Linked DNA regions of Homo sapiens: region 1 is linked to region 2. A link is a loop called in an ENCODE intact Hi-C map of the cell type or tissue named here. Cell type or tissue: PC-9. All regions are shown on one strand. Links, peaks and the distances in the headings refer to the core of each region. The heading gives the core; the rest is flanking DNA. Region 1 overlaps MYO1E (myosin IE). Region 2 overlaps MYO1E (myosin IE).

Region 1 (8,333 bases), core at 175-8,174, 100 kb after region 2:
TGCAGAGAAAGATTCTGCAATCAATAAGATGAGGATTCAAGTTCCAGCTTTGCTACCTACAGACTAAGTTAAGTGGGGAAAAGCTACCTAAGCTCATGTGTCCCTGAAGTGACACAAAGTGACTTCTCTTTTCTCATTTGTAAAATGGGAGACAGACCCATTTCACAACGCTGCTGTAAGGATTAAATAAAATAATATGTGTGAAGTGCTAAACAGTGTCAGGAATACAGCACAACACACGGTTGACAGTCTCGGATGAGACTATCCTTCAACCATACTGTTGTGTTGAATTTGTCGGTGAAAATAAGCAACGACATAGAAACTTTCTAGTCTTGTTTTGCAAACTACATGACAGAATCCAGAAATGGAAAGAATATGTATCACACAAAGGCTATGTCACACGGTCATAATTTCTCAAGTCATCTAAATTACTTTCCCTTCATAAACTTATCACTGTCATACGTGTAATACTGGCTTTCCATATTCAAAAGATAGGCTACATTTTTATGACTGATCACTGCTCCAATAACGAGGATGTGGACAGGACAGACGAAACGAGATCACGGAACATGCCCAGGAGGGGAAGGCCTCATCCCCGCATGGCCCCCTTGGGTAGATGAAGCTGTGGCCCTCATCTACGTCTGGGATTTTTCAGCTTCACACCAGGGGCGGCCTCTGAACACTCTGTGGGCTGCAGGGCTTCCTTTCATTTGGCATTTCTGTAGTGGGGTCCCCCATGTGTTCAGCTACGTGACAAGTTCTTATGGCACACTTGGGGAGCTTAAAGTCCTATGAAGACACCTAGATAATGATGGAACAAAGTGACTCATGAGCACTTGGGGAGCTGAGCACTTGGGCAGTTCAAAGTCCCTTGAAGGACACCTAGATAATGATGGAATAAAGTGATTCATGCGTCAATAACAGTCAACATAAACACACACAAAATGGGTGTTCCAGGAGTGGAGGTTAGGCCACTTTGTCCTGGGAGAGGCAGAAGAAATGACTTCCCAGAAAAGGAGCCATTTGAAGTAGGTCTAAGATATTTAGAATTTGCCGGAGGAGACCAGAGGAGGAAGGACATTCATTATAATCTATGCCGGAGGAGACCAGAGGAGGAAGGACATTCATTATAATCTACACTTATCAGCAAAAAAGCTAATAAATATGAAGTAATGGCAAATATTACATGACAATATTGGAAGATCCTCCCTTACCTTCAAATGCTTGCATTCTACTGGGAGTGTCGCCAGTGGGTAAGTGCAGTGGGCACTGCACTGGGTGAGACTCGCCCCTGCCCCCTCCCTGCTCACTGCTCGGGGGACTTCGAATGAAGAAGAGAAAAATTCTAAATAAGGGTATCTAGAAAGGCCAACTGCTCAGACATCAAAACTAGGATGAAAAAAGGGAAAAGGAGGCTTTTTGAGAGGAGAAGATGACAAGAAACAAGATGGAAGCCATTCCAAATTTTATTTTAAAAATTTATTAAATGGTTTACTTTTTTTTCGATGGGAAACACAGATCCTTTGCTAAGAGCAAGTTCTAAGAAGCTCTGGGAAAAGCCATCTTTTAAAATCAGCCAAGAAGGAGCTACCACAGGAAAAGTGTACAGTGTCATGGGCTCCTGCTCTGGAAAGGGATTCTGGAAGGCCTGCCACCCATGCTGTCTTGCAGAAGGAAACTCTCTATATCTGGCATTCTCAGAACCACATACAGCATCAATTCTACAAAATTACCTCAGACCTCACCACTCCTTCTTCCTCTTGTGGCAAAGCAGAAAGAGAAAAAAGCACTGGCCACAGCATGACTCACTAGATTTCCATTGAATGCCCATGGTCTACTTCCAGCCAGATAATTCCCAGTGATTCCTCCTCTCCTCACCTCCCCACCTTTTCCAGCTTTCTGGGCACCCACGGTTACTCTGCACAGAAAACTAGGGTCCCAGAGTAACCAACCTGCAGATTGGTTGGTTGGTTTTTAACCCCCATAGACATCTAAAAATGGAAGCAGAGTTGAATAAAACACAAGGGCTGTTAATAAGTACTTATTCAACTTCTATAAAGGACAAGAAACAGAGAAGCTCTGTGTCATGGTGCGTATGTTTGTATTGATCCGAAGAAACTGCCTTCCTAGCGTAACCCAAGTTTGTCTCAGTATCAAACCCATTGGTCTTTCTCTGTCTCACTGCACAGAGACACATTCCTGACTGCCCCACCTCAGAGGCTGTTTCCTCCTTTTTCTCATGGTAGTTATTTCCTAGCAGAAAAGCACTCACGGTAGAGTTCATTGATTCTCATAGTTCCAAGTATCACTCGATACTGAAGATTCCTAGCCCCAGTCTCTAATGCTCAAAGAGGACTCATTTTCCAGTCTGCTGTCTATATAACAAGGTGACAGTGGTTACAATATGCAAAGGAATTAGTTATTTGATTTGTGGAGGGTGTTCTACTTACTACTGCAAGCAATCCTAGGAGAGAGGGGTTAACATTCCCATGCCATATAGGAGGAAACTGAGATCTCCCGACTAGTAAGTAGCAAAAGCCAAGATGTGAACCGAAGATTCGATGACTATGGACGCATCCAAACGTGGTTTCTTCACAGTCTCATACATGAATGACTGACTTATTGGATATTTCTACCCGTTAAGTTTAACATGACAATGGAATGACAGACTGTCTCCAAAACCAAATGTATCATTAAAAAGACATACAATTTTTATTCATGACCACCTCCTCTTAGCATTAGAGACTAAAACACCAAAGTTATTTTTGATTTGATACGTTTTTTATATCCAATAGGTCACATATCAGTTTCTGTATCTCTCTCTCCCTCTCCCTCTCTCTCTTCCGCCCTCCCTCCCTGTCTCCCTTCCCTGTCTCTCCCTCCCTCTGCCAGGCAATTATAGTTACATATGTGAACTCATTCAACCTTCACAACCATCCCCCCATACTATGTATTACTATCTCTATTTTACTGCTGAAAAAACTGTAAACTGCCCAAGGTTTTCTAATGGTAACTTCTGTCTTTAGTGACCACTCCTCACTATGCATTTATTCTCCCCACTCCCCTAAAAACCCACCCAGATGAGGCAAAGGGAGAGAGTAAAGAACCTGGAGGTGGGAGCAACTCAGAGCCTTTGGGAGAACCTGACCTGCCCAGATCGTCAAGGACAAGGTGGATCAATGAAAGCTGGGAAGCTTTAGCAGAGGGTGATATGGTTATCAGCAAAGCTGGAAACCAAACATGGATGTGCAGACCCTCAGCCCAGCCAGGGAAGCTGAAAAGTTCCCCACAGTGAAACAAAAACCATTTTCTGTTGCTGGGTAGGGGACAACAGAATTTGCTACTAGTGTGACTTGTCCAGAGGCACACAGCCTCTGCACACAGCCGCTGAATGCCAGGAGTTACATGGGCGGTGTGGTGGGGCATTGTTACCACGCACTATCCTACGCTCTAGGGAGCAGAGGCTGAAAGTTGTTCTAAGACACAAACTACCGCCCTAGAATTGTGAGAATATGCAATAGGGCTCTGGGGCAACTAACCCTTCGCACCCGTTTTGCCCCTCATTTCTTCCTCTACCCCTGCTGAGAGGCAGGGGCAGGTTTGGCTGCCATGTGTGCTGGGAGAGGGGCAGCAGAGATGGTTCCTCATCAGTGTGAGGGCAGCCATTCTCTTCAGAGGGCAAAGGCATTGTTTATTGGGCTACTACTTCATGACTCTCAGGCGAGCTTCATTTTTGAGTAATTCCCTTTTGCTCCCCCCACTAAAAATGGTACCATTTTAAACAGGTGGATACTCAGCAAGGTATTGCATTTTACAGCAGCTCCTGGTGAGCGCAGCACACTGTACAAAGGGAGGAGGGCAGTGGCGGGCGTGCCAGCTACGACATGAACGTAATAATAACAATAATGAAAAGTTACTCTTATCCCTGACACTTCCTACAAATTATGACGGAGAAATTTCCATTAGATAGAGATTGAGTGCAGACACTCTCAGATCCACATTCCGTTTCTAAGGATGACGTAGTTTATTAAAAAGCAGTTGATTCATGTGCAAGTTCTGGAAAGTAGGGTACGCCCCTATCCACATAATAGCCTGGTTTGTTGCTAACATTTAAGAGGTGGAACCCAAACACCAGAGTCCCTCACACACAGGAAGAACTCGGCCTTGAGGCTGGGAACCTCAGATGGGTGATTCCCTGACTGATTTTTTCAAAGGTGGAACCTCACTGACTGGTGTCTGTTTACCAGGGTGGGGACCAGGAAGAGCAAAGGTGAGTCAGCATACACAGGAAGGATTATTCTCTCCTGAAAGTCCACCTTCATTGCCCAGGAGACAGCCCCAGGGTAGGCCTGGCCCCACGCGGCAGCGGTTCTGCAAACACTTCATTAGTGTCCCAGGGAGCACTGTTCTTTGATGCATCTGGGAGAAAGGAGGAGTTACCCATATACTTGGTAACCACTATCTTCAAATGCCTTCAAATGCCCAGAAAAGGGAGACAATTAAGTGTGTTGTGTAAATACAACAAGGTCCCCCACCCCGTACAGGGCAGTGGGGAGGAGGTGACCATCAATACTCTTACAAACTTCTACAAAGAGTAAACTGCACAGTATTTTTAGGTAGCAATTTAGAAATCGGTATTGAAATTTTAGACACACAGACCAATATATAAACATAGTTAACTAAATAAAAATCAAAGTCTGGGCCAGGCGCGGTGGCTCATACCTGTAATTCCAGAACTTTGGGAGGCCAAGGTGGGCGGATCACAAGCTCAAGAGATCAAGACCATCCCAGCCAACATAGTGAAACCCTGTTTCTACTAAAAATACAAAATTTAGCTGGGCATGGTGGCATGAGCTTGTAGTCCCGGCTACTCGGGAGGCTGAGGCAGGAGAATTGCTTGAACCCAGGAGGCGGAGGTTGCAGTGAGCTGAGATCGGGCCACTGCACTCCAGCCTGGCAACAGAGCAAGACTCCATCCCCCCACAAAAAAAAAAAAAAAAAAAAAAAAACATCAAAGCCTCATCCTCTTTGAGCCAGCAACTGTATTTTTTAGGAAACTACCTCAAGATACACCTGCAAAAGATACATGTGCAAGGTTGTTCACTGTAGCAAAGTTTGTAATAGGGAAACAGAAGCATCATTAAGGGACTGATTAGAATACAGAATGCTCTGCAAAGGAGTACTTTGCAGTCATTAAAGGAACTTGCATGTCCTGATATGGAAAGAGCTTGAAGATACTGTTTCATTGAAAGAGTAGTCAATATGTGGAATACATATGGAATTACTGAATTTGTGTAATTTTTTTAAAACGGCATGTTTGCTATAATTGTTTTGTTGGTACTTTTGGGGAGAAGACCTGGAGTTTTAGGAGAAATGTAACCTTTATTTTCCATTTTAGACCTTTCTGTACAGTTTACATTTTTTAATCATATGCATGTGTTAGTAAAATCTTAAAATAAATAGAAACATCAATATAATTGAGCATTTTCTGGGTTGCTGTTGGGCACTGACCAGGCTCTCAAAGTCAAAAGCCAGGACTGTCCTAAGACTGGATTCTATGCTAAGTCCAGGTTTGAAAGGTGATTGGAAGACGCTGTGTGGACAGTAAGATAGTATCATGTCTGAGCCATTTAGTTGGCCCATGAGCACAACAGGACAGCAGATTTGATTTCAGAAAACCTGGGACTAGAATGCCCCCAGTGTTATAAGTAGATCACCCTGAGAAGCAGATAAACCATATTCTTACGGTGAACAATGGACAATGGGTAACACTCTGGCCTGCAGTCAAACTGAGCTTGTTTTGTAATGGGATTTTTCTGTCTCCGTGAGTAATAACAGGAAAGGGACTACCTATTTTAATTTTAAGACATTCTGGAATTCCACCTTTTACATTTCTGCCATTTTACTGGACTGAAACATTTACTTCCACTGCAAATGATGAAAAATCAACCAAAAATATTTGTCTGTCTGCTACATACAAGGCACTGGGCTTGCAAACTGGTCTACAAACCAGCATTGGGCTTGCACTTTATTTCAACTTTATGAAATTTAAACCCCTAATATTTTGGTGATGGGAAGATGTGTCTCTGAAGCAAGTATGTGTGTGCTGGACTTCAGTGCACAGAGTACAATATGAGGAAAAAGTGTTCCTGAAACAGTGCATGGGGGACAGGGTAGTCAGTAGCCAACAACCCACTCTCAACCCCTTACACTCCTAGATAATTGGAACATTTACTGAAACCAGAAATACGTGCCAATGCTTTTTACATAATTATCTCATTTAATTCTCACAACACTTGCAAGACACAAGTATTATAATTTCTGCACTATTTTACAAATGGAGAAACTGAAGCTTGGGGTCATAATGTACCATGTTGCCTCTGCTTGGAGTGGGTGGAAAAGTGCACTGAGGGGGTGGCACGTGAGGCTCGGGGAAGGGAATACTCAATGAATATGGAGTATGTGCTTATTCATAAAGTTTCATCCATTTAAATATATGTGACCATACCACAGATTCATTATTTGTGTAGCATTTTCACATACACGTGGTCTCCTTTCATCCCTGAGACCTGACACAGGGATTTCTGACTTCCTTTTCTCTGCTCTTTCTGCGATACCAAAGCTCACTTCCAATATCATCGTTAAGTCCAAGTGTAGACACAGGCTCCAGGTCTACTGTGGGTCCAGTGATCTCTTAGTCAGTGGTGCCTGGAATCAACCTTCCTAGAAGAGCTGGCCCCCGGTGGAGAAGTGTTCCACCACTAGAGCAAACATATAATGTATCATTCAGCCCGGGACACTTTTGATGCAGAAGAGAGTGTTGTTAATGATAAAGCTGGAGGAAGGCACATAAACTGGGACTGTCTCAGGCTGCTAGGTTGCATCTGTGACCAACTTGATCTCAAAAAAGCCAAGGACAACTCTCAAAGACTAGCCCTCCCAGCCAAGACCCTGTGCCACTTAGCCATAGGGTGTCACACAAATCAGTCAACCTCTTGGAGCCTGTCCCCTCCTCAGCAAAAAGGGGTTCATAACACTACACTCCCCCCTGGGCCACTGGGAAGATCAAATAAGACTGACCATCAAACCACCCCCAATCCTTTTAGGGGTAGAGCTGGTTTTACATGATGACATGATCCAGTGCATGGAAGGTGCACACCAAGCCAGCAACATTGGCTGAGTGGGTTAGAAGGGGGAGGGAAAAAAAGGTTTGTTGAAAATAACAAGGGATGGTAAGGAGCCCCAATTTTGTTTTGATTGAACGTATGATAGTATTTATATGCACTATCTCTGTACAAAAATACAGTTGTTAAAATGTTGTGGTTGTTTATCTCAGTGTACTTTCTGCACTGTTTTATTTTTCTGAGTATGTATATATAAAATATACACACACAGAGCTGTTTTCATTGTGAAAAAAGTTAGATCAAATAAGATAATGGATGTGAAAGTCTTGCTAAGCAGAATGAAATATATAAATGTCTGACACTGTTTTCCATATTTTTTATTATTTCATGTCAACTCAGTCTCCAATTCTTTTTGTTTATTCCAGCTTGCAGATATAGCAAACTTTTTTTAACAATAGGCTCCCAGAAAGAAGAGACACGACAGCTTTCTTTTACTTTCTCTGCCTGAAATGTCAATCTCAAAAGGATCATTTTCTATATCAATGAACAGTTCAAAGATAAGATGTTGTAAATGAACAGTTAATGTATTCCATCAACTCTAAGATGCATTCTTTTTCACATTTTCACATTTTGAAATTAGGATGTCTTATAATCAACTGGACGCAGCAGCTCATGCCTGTAATCCCAGCACTTTGGGAAGCCAAGGTGGGCAGATCACTTGAGGTCAGGAGTTCAAGACCAGCCTGGTCAACATTGTGAAACCCCGTCCCTGCTAAAAATACAAAATTAGCCTCGTGGTGGTGCACTCCTGTAATCCCAGCTACTCCAGAGGCTGAGTCAGGAGAATTGCTTAAACCTGGGAGGCAGAGGTTGCAGTGAGCTGAGATCGCGCCATTGCACTCCAGCCTGGGCAACAAGAGCGAAAGTCCATCTCAAAAAAAAAAAAAAAAGGATGTCTTATAATCAATGATGTGTTATAGCTTAACTGGCAGTTTTTTTTTATTTTTCAATACTGTAAATAAAATAATGATGCTCCTTTTATAACCAGTAGCATCTTAGGTGTGATATATTCTGGCGCATGACATTTACTAAGGGCCAGGTACTCTTCAAATATCACTGTTTAATATCATCACAGATGAAAAAATATTATAAAAATTTTGATTACTCTGGAAGCATTGTACCAAATACTAATCTCACGTCAGGAACTGT
Region 2 (8,333 bases), core at 196-8,195:
CGGGAGGACTTAGCATGGGAGGACTCCTAGTCTGGGAGTTCTTGGCATGGGAGGACTTCTTAGCATGGGAAGACCTCCTATGCTAAGAACCCCTAGCCTAGGTCCCACTGACGGAGGAGATGCTGACGGCCGGCAGAGGAGCCCTTCTGCCGAGAGGAAGCCAAGGTGCTGCCGGGAGGAGCAAGGGCCCTTCCTGAGGCCTTGTGGAAGCAAACACCACTCCCCACTGCCTGAGAATTGGAGCGAAGAGAGCATCTCACGATGACTCCAGGGCTACAGAGAATGGAGACCAACTTGCACTCCCTAAGGAAGTCCCAAAGAAACTTCCCTTTCAGGACCCTCTGCTCAGGGAAATGGGTGAGGCCTCCAACCTGGGTGAGGTGGACTGGGGGACAGGGCTCTGAATCCTTGGCTCTACTGCAACAAGAGAAATTATTCTCTGAGGTGTTCCATATACCGGGTTCATTTCTAACACGTTTCGGTTACAAGAGATCTGGGTCCCCCTTGATTAGAGGAGCTGTCCGGAGGCAACCTTTTCTTGGTACCTTCTTCCTGACATATCAAGACTTGCTGAGACTAGGGAGTCTTCCCTTTGGGACAAAGGGAAATTCCATTCTCTTGATCATGATTTTGACAGCTGGGAAGCCCAGCCCGGCCTTCCTCCTGGCTGTTTGGAACAGCGGACCGTGATGCTGAGGCGAGAAGGGGCAGTCCTGCCTCTGCACCTCCACTACTCACCTGAGGGACACAGACAAGATCCGTTCTATCTCGATTTTCCGCTTCAGGACTTCTTTCACCAGGCCCTTGTCTGGGCCCTGTTTGACTTTTTCTCGTCCGATTAAGTACAAGCACTTTGGGGTAAGGAGCAGGTCTCGCTTTACACCCTGTAAGGAGAGGAGCTTTAAGAAGCTGGACAGGCCAGGCATGGTGGCTCACACCTGTAATCCCAGTACTTTCGGAGGCCGAGGCGGGTGAATCACCTGAGGTCAGGAGTTCGAGACCAGCCTGACCAACATGGTGAAACCCCGTCTCTACTGAAAATACAAAAATTAGCTGGGTGTGGTGGTGGGCGCCTGCAATCCCAGCTACTTGGGAGGCTGAGGCAGGAGAATCGCTTTAACCTGGGAGGTGGAGGTTGCAGTGAGCCGAGATTGCGCCATTGCACTCCAGCCTGGGTGACAGAGCAAGACTCCGTCTCAAAAAAAGGTGGACAGACATGGTCAATGTGATGACAACAATTCACACAGTGGACTGCTGTTACCAGGACAGGGGGAAGCTGCCTTGGACAGTCAATCTTCACTACTGTTGAGAGGCCATTCCATTCATCACATGACCGGGCCCCATGACAGTGAAAGAGGGCATTGTTCATGATTATTAGGATGACATGTAAAAAATGATGACATTTGACTCTTTTTGACTTAAAAACTGGCAAACTCATATGGAGTCACTTCACATATCAGGACAGCAGGTGTAAAGGGAAAGTCACCAACACCTGTGGTGAACTTAGCAAGGATGCACTACAGCATGTTTCTAAACAGGGGGCAGTGTCTGCATATATTTTCTTGGGAGTTCATAAAATTTTCATTCTAAAATACTGATATATTGTCATTTGAATGATAATTCTCAATAATCTAATAGAAATCTACTTGGGAATTTGTGGGTAACCACTTTATAATGAGTACCGCTGCGAGAGCTAAGCACCCCTGTGTGCATCCAGGGCTGCCGTCACAGCAGCTGGTGCCATGCACAGGTTGCAAGGAATGGTTTGGTTTTAGCAAAACATGCTTCCGTTGTTTATTTCGTTAAATTTTTTTCTTGACCTCCCCGCCCCTGGCAAAAAGCCAAAAGCTCTTAACGGGTCCATGAGCTTCTGAAGCTTCAGATTTTTCTATTAGGACCAAGACTTTATCAAAAGGTATCTAAAGGAGGAGGTGAAAAATCAACTGTTCCTCCTGTGGCTGGAAAAGCCTTACTTATCAGCCACTCTGGGAAAATGGATGAGGATACTCTGCAATATTACTTGATACTCTGAATCCTTTGATTCAACGATTTCACTCCTATCAATTTCTTCTAAAAATATTAGGAGACAGATAGATACACAAAGATGTGTGAAAAGATGCTCACTGAAGTTACGATAGTAAAAAAGAAAAACTCACTAAAAATTGATTCATGAGAAACTGGTTAAAAATAATAAAGCATCTGTCAAATGGAATACTATGCAGCCATGTAAAATAACTTATATTGCTAACTGTATTACTATCGAAAATTCTCGCATTATTTAAAAGACAAACAAAAAACCACTTCAGGACATAAAACAGCATGTAATGTATATCTCATTTTTTGTAAAACTAAATACGCAAATGTATGTTTTCATAAAAACATTCTGAAAGATATGGATATACACAGAATGTTAACAGTGAATGTTTCTGGGCATAGGTGCCTGTTTATCTTTTGGTTTACTGTATTTTCTCTAAATTTTTCTACAACGAACACATTCTGATTTGGTAACAACAAAAGCAAAATAACAAGTTATTAAAAAAATAAGGAATCTGTTTGGTGATCTCAGAGGCAGGCAGTTAGCACGTACCTTGAACCTCCTGTCATACTTGGTGACTGTGTCTGCGAAATCAATCTTCTCCCTCTTGCCCACGAACTGCTGGAGTTCTGGGTGCTCTTCCATCCCAATATAATCCCCTATAAAGTTCCTGTTAATACTGTTTCTCCTTCTCTCCTTCTTGTTCAATAAGAGGTCTGAGGCTACAATTCCCAAGAGGGTCAAGATGGAAGAAGGATAAGTCAGTCAGAAAAGGGAGGAAAATACTGTGGAAATATACAAAGAAACTCTAAATGATGCAATATTTTTAGCGTGACATTATATGCAAAATAAAATGGAACTTAAAACTTCACTTAAGCTCCAATTTACTCTTCAGATTTATTAAAATCAATGAAACAAAATTGCTAAAATACCTTCTTCTCTCATTTGAACGTATTTCTTCCGGGCCACGAATTTCCTCCATGATTTCTGTATCACTCGAGCATACCCATCATACTTTCTCTCTCTCATCTCTTCTAAAAGAAATAGCTGTGAATGGAGAGAAGACAAATGTGAGCCAAGCCCCAAGCCCCAATCCCTGAACAACACTTTTCTTGTTATTCCAGGGACCCTCAGTTTAGACAATGACACACACGGGAAGCAGCTTCTCTGATTCATGAACGAATATGTGAAACGCTTACTGTGGCATGTTGTTTATTCTCACTATAAAATGACCTATACCTTTTTTTCTTTTAATGGAAAACAATGGGAAATAGGAGAATCTGAGTGTATTCAGTTAGACCTTGTCCTGCCTTGCTACAGTCTCTGTGAGAATCGAATGAGCGATTCAATGCTTCTCCACTTATTCCCCACCTTGATCCAAAGAGTGTATTATTAGGAAGTCAGATCAAGTGAGTGGGTGGAGGCTGTTGCTGTTGTTTGGCGCGGCACTTCTGCATGCAGCCTCTAAACAGAATTTTCCAGTTTCTGCAGGAGCTGGGCTTGTGCTGCTGTGGAAGGAGGGCTGCCCTACTTTCAGTTCCAAGAAAATATAGACTTCCTGTCTCAGGATTCACCAATCTCAGGATTCACCAAGGACCAGCGGAGCAGAGGATAATAACCACAGTGACTGGAGCTGGACGTGAGGTGTGTTAATGAGGACTTGCATTTGCCCAGAAAGGCTGGGGCTGTTTAGGGACCACATCAGCCTCTAGCAGGTCTTGAGAGTCCGGCCATTTTACCAATGAATGCTGACAGCTGCGCCTCAACCAGGCCTTGGAATGATAAAGGTGACAGCAAACAGCTGTAGTGAGCCGAGTGCCCACTATGGGGCAGAAGTCACCCTAGATGATTTCCACACAGTTTCATTCAACGCCTCCACAGCTACATGAGCCGCATACTCTGTCATCTCTATTTTACAGATGAGAACATTGGAACTAAGACTGGGTGGGGCTAGAAAGTGAACCTAGGTCTTTCAGGCTCTGCCAGGCTCCTCCTCATTTAGACACGCAAAGCTTTCTCTGTAAATCTGCACTTGATCCACTTGTAAAATAGTAGGAAACCTTCTCATTTACCTTGAGAGTGGCTTACATGACTCTCTAGGAAAAAAATAAAATCAACCAATAAAAATCCAAAGTAAAGATGATGAACAGTCATTGCAAAAATGTTCCAGAAGTAAACAAGCCAATGTGGTTTGAAGGCAGCTGGGCTTGATTTGTTGTCTCTGTTTATCCGGGTGCATGCTTGGGAGACAGACCTATCCTCTCCTGCCACTCAACTTCTCTCCTCACAGATCCATCTGTGCAGAAACAACAACTCAAACTCCAAACACCAGGGGAGGGACCACGTAATTCCCCTGGCTTCAGTGCTGTAAACAATAGGCATAAGGACAGATTTCTAAACCCCAAGTGGAATGCACAGATTAGCAACTGGACAGAATGTTTAAAATCTGAGCCCTGCAGTTGCCTGTTGTAAGAATATCCATTGATATTTCTTATCTTGTGTATTGGGTTTCTGAGTAAGTCTTGTTTCCTTCTTCTTTCCCAGAACTATTTTGGGCGTATCACAGAAAATACACTTGTGACTCAGAGAAAGGATGAACAGGCAAACGATTCCCAACTTCCTAGAGACTATCTCAAAGATTCGCTGGATTTTAGATTTCTTTTTAAAAGCCCAGGGGGTTAGAAATTAGGGAGGTTCAAGAAAAAACCTTGATAACACAGATAAGGAGAGAATAAAAACCAAACCAAACCAAAAAACAACAACAGGAAAACACACAAAACAACCTTAAATGAGAAAAGCCAAAAGACATGGATACATTTAACAAAACAAAAACAAACCCTATGGTGTCTGATGTGGGTTTTGTTGTTGTTGTTGTTGTTTTCCGAGGCAGAGTCTTGCTCTGTCACCCAGGCTGGAGTGCAGTGGCGCGATCTCGGCCCACTGCAAGCTCTGCCTCCTGGGTTCACGCCATTCTCCTGCCTCAGCCACCTGAGTAGCTGGGACTACAGGCGCCCGCCACCATGCCCGGCTAATTTTTTTTGTATTTTTAGTAGAGATGGGGTTTCGCCGTGTTAGCCAGGATGGTCTTGATCTCCTGACCTCGTGATCTGCCGGCCTCAGCCCCCCAAAGTGCTGGGATTACAGGCGTGAGCCACTGCGCGCGGTTATGATGTGGGTTCTTAAAGCAAATAGGTAATTTTGTATATTCAGAACATTTACTATTAAGGTGAAACCACATGGTAGGTTTTCTTTTTCCTTTTTTTTTTTTTTTTCTTTTTTTTAGAGAAAGGGTCTTTCTTGATCTGTTGCCCAGGCTGGACTGCAGTGGTACAATCATAGCTCACTGTAACCTTGAACTCCTGGGCTCAAGTGATCCTCCAACCTCAGCCTCCTGAGTAGCTAGGACAGCAGGCGTGTACCACCACACCCAGCTAATTTTAAATTTTTTTGTAGAGAAGAGGTCTAACTGACTTGCCCAGTCTTGAACTCCTGGCCTCAAGTCATCTTCCCAACTCAGCCTCCCAAAGTATTGAGATTAGAGGCATGAGCCACTGTGCCCAGCCAGATTTTAAGAGTCAACTTTTGTGAAAGTATTTGCATGTCAGGGCTAGATGGGGATGTATGCGTTTGGGGCAGGGGAGAGAGCGGAGGTGATGGTGTGCGTGTGTGAGTGCATGTGTCAAAGATGGGGGAAAGGAGAGTCAAATAATGGTAATAACACAATTGAATGTAAGGCAAGGAAAAGGACAGCCAAAAATAAATCTTGATTTTGAATATAACCCCCTCCAACGCAACTGAAGCAGAAAAAAAAGTATTACAAATATTGAGGCTGTTTTAATTATATATGAAAACCTCACAAGTTGAAAAGTAACAGCGGGTATGAAACAAGGAGTTCTGCATTGTACCGATAAATCACTCCATCCCATTTTAGAAAGAACAGGAACTGTTCTGTGGGTTGCTTAATGGCGAATGACACAACATTTTCACTTTATATTTGGAAATGAAAATTCTTGTGAAGCTACAAATAACTCAAAGTAGAAAAATGCTACCACAAACGTGTCATAAATGGGTTCCATCTCTGTGTGCCGCTTATTTAATAATCTTGATGTCTCACAAAGCCATTCAGTTATAGCCATTATCATTCCTGAGTCTCAGGCTGATCCTACGAGGCAGGCAGAAACAGTGGCTATGGGGCCCACCTTAGAGGAGAAGAAAACTAATGGCAAGACTGGGATCTGCCTGAAGTCAAATGCTTCCCTTTTTACTGTGAGTTCCCATATGATTTCCCCTTGGTCTGATGACTGATTTCTGCCAAGTTCATCACTGACTCTTGAAATAGGTCTTGTGATGGTTAAGGGAGCCTTGAGAAACGATGATGCTGAGCCTCGGTTCCAGCAGTTTCTCCAGCTTAAAAAGGAATGAATGTCTTTATTCCGCAGCCCTGGAGCAAACTGGGCAGAAGAACTGAACAGAACTTCCTGTGGACATTCATGGGGCTCACTGACCACACTCTCATCAGGAAAGAAAGAAGTGTCTCTAAATGAAGCTGTAGCAGACTGTTTGTGAATTGTAAATGTGTATTATGAATGCCTTACTGGTAAGTACTGTGTTCTATAAACCAGAGATTTCTCCTCCCACCTATTTTCCCCCTCACAGTCCTTTCTAGGCTCCCCCACAGCCTTCTAGGTACAATCCTGGGAATTCCCACCCGGCACTCTGCTGCACCTTCCAGGAGGAATCCTGAGACTATGCGTAACTGACTTGGTGTCAACTAACCATGGGTGGGACACTGAAGTCCCTCTTTAGCTTAGACACTCTTAGAGATTAAGTAACTATTGAGCATTTTCTGTGTGAGGCTTTGGGTATATAAACACATATGGAACAAAGAGTCCCTGCCCTCCAGGAGTGTAGCAGCTAGAGAGGAGCGAGACAGTCAGCGAGGAAGGAGCCACTCTCTGATGCCCCTTTTTCTACCTGCTTAGTGCTCTGCAGGAAATGAACCGGGCAGTGATGGGCTATGGAGAGCAGGTGTTTAGGGAAGGACCCACTTAGACCAGGAAGGGAGGGAAGGCTTCTTTGAGGAGACAACATTGATGGCATGAAGCGAAGAATGAGAAAAAGAAGCCAGCTGAGGGGTGGAGCAGGGCTGGCGGGGGCCCCGCGGGAGGGAAGAGAGTGGAGAGCCAGCCAAGCACTCACAGACTCGGGGGCTTTGATGAACACTTTACTCCTCCCCAGCTGGAACTGGTCGCTGTCCATGTTGACCGACTGCAGCAGGTGCAGGACGCCTTGCTTCTCCTCTCCCTGCCAAGAAGGCCAGGTGGCTTTGGTCAGAATGGCATACCTGTGGGGACATTGGGGAGAAGAGAATCACACTTGGGCGGGACCGCACTGGTTTTCTACCCGGGCAAGGCAGCAAGAGCTCTGCTCTGAAGGTGCCCAGTGCTGCAAAGTTACTGATCATCTGTTTACCAGCGTTCGAAGGCTCAGGCGTGGACTGCGATGACTGCAAAAATCCCGAGTCTGGGATGCTCGTTCCCGAGCTGCCTCCTGCTTCTTTCCCTTTCCCAGCATTCCCACGTCAACACCCTGGTGAAAACCTGCGTACTCTTTCTACCACTGTCTGAAAATAGCATTGTGGAAGGCCACCAGGGGTGGTCTTTAGGCAAAAATCAAACGGTCTTGTCTCAATAATCATCTCCCCTGACTTCTTCAGGGCATTTAACACTTAATGCAAAGAGTTTTATAAAGCTCCTGCTAAACAGCTATTATGACAACTGTGTATCAACTTTCACCTTTGAAATTCTGTGCATCTGGGTCACGAGGCCCTTGGGATCTGGTCGTTGGCTGTTCTCCAGCCTCGCCTCTTCATTCTCACTTTGGCTTGCTGCATTTCTTCGAGAATGGCCTCTTCTTCATGCCCACCATGCCCTTTCCTTCCTCGGCGCCTCTGCCCCTGCTCTCCCCTCTACTGGTGTGCTGCTCCCCAAACTCATCACTCGGCTGGCTCCCGCTTGGGTGTCTCACCTTCAGTGACACTCCCAGACAGGCCTTCTTGGACCAAAAATCAAAAACTGCTCTCTTGTTAGTTTCTCTCATAGCAAGTACTATTTTTCCTTCAGAGCATGTACTCTAATTGGTAGTTATATTCACGGTGGTGTTTATTTGGTTAATTTATGCCTCCCAGATGAAGGTGAGAGCTCCAGGAGACCGGATGCCACATCTGTGTGGCTCCTGCTGTACATCCAGAGCCTTAAACCGTGCCTGGCACACAGCAGTCATAATGAACATTCCTGGC

The links. Peaks named below come from ENCODE experiments on the same cell type or tissue, not always from the same donor. Only the 100,000 strongest peaks of a DNase experiment are listed, where the experiment ranks them.
Region 1: it touches region 2 in a loop (2.9-fold over the local background); 3 of 110 quality-filtered maps call a loop at or near these places.

What each region holds. Positions count from the first base shown.
Region 1 is chr15:59,272,565-59,280,897 of GRCh38, forward strand. All of the region lies in intron 1 of MYO1E (myosin IE), which reads right to left. Among named protein-coding and RNA genes, the nearest start is that of LDHAL6B, 70 kb to the left of the region's middle. In PC-9, for the core only: no CTCF peak of the experiment used is centred there; DNase peaks (open chromatin) are centred at 1,777, 2,153 and 4,197; H3K4me3 peaks cover 510 bases; H3K27ac peaks cover 7,835 bases.
Region 2 is chr15:59,171,159-59,179,491 of GRCh38, forward strand. It overlaps MYO1E (myosin IE), which reads right to left. Exons shown (of 28, transcript NM_004998.4): 19 at 7,235-7,379; 20 at 2,968-3,082; 21 at 2,588-2,757; 22 at 739-884. It overlaps MIR2116 (microRNA 2116), which reads right to left and starts at 104; the gene lies at 25-104. In PC-9, for the core only: CTCF peaks have their summits at 1,563 and 3,911; no DNase peak of the experiment used is centred there; H3K27ac peaks cover 3,638 bases.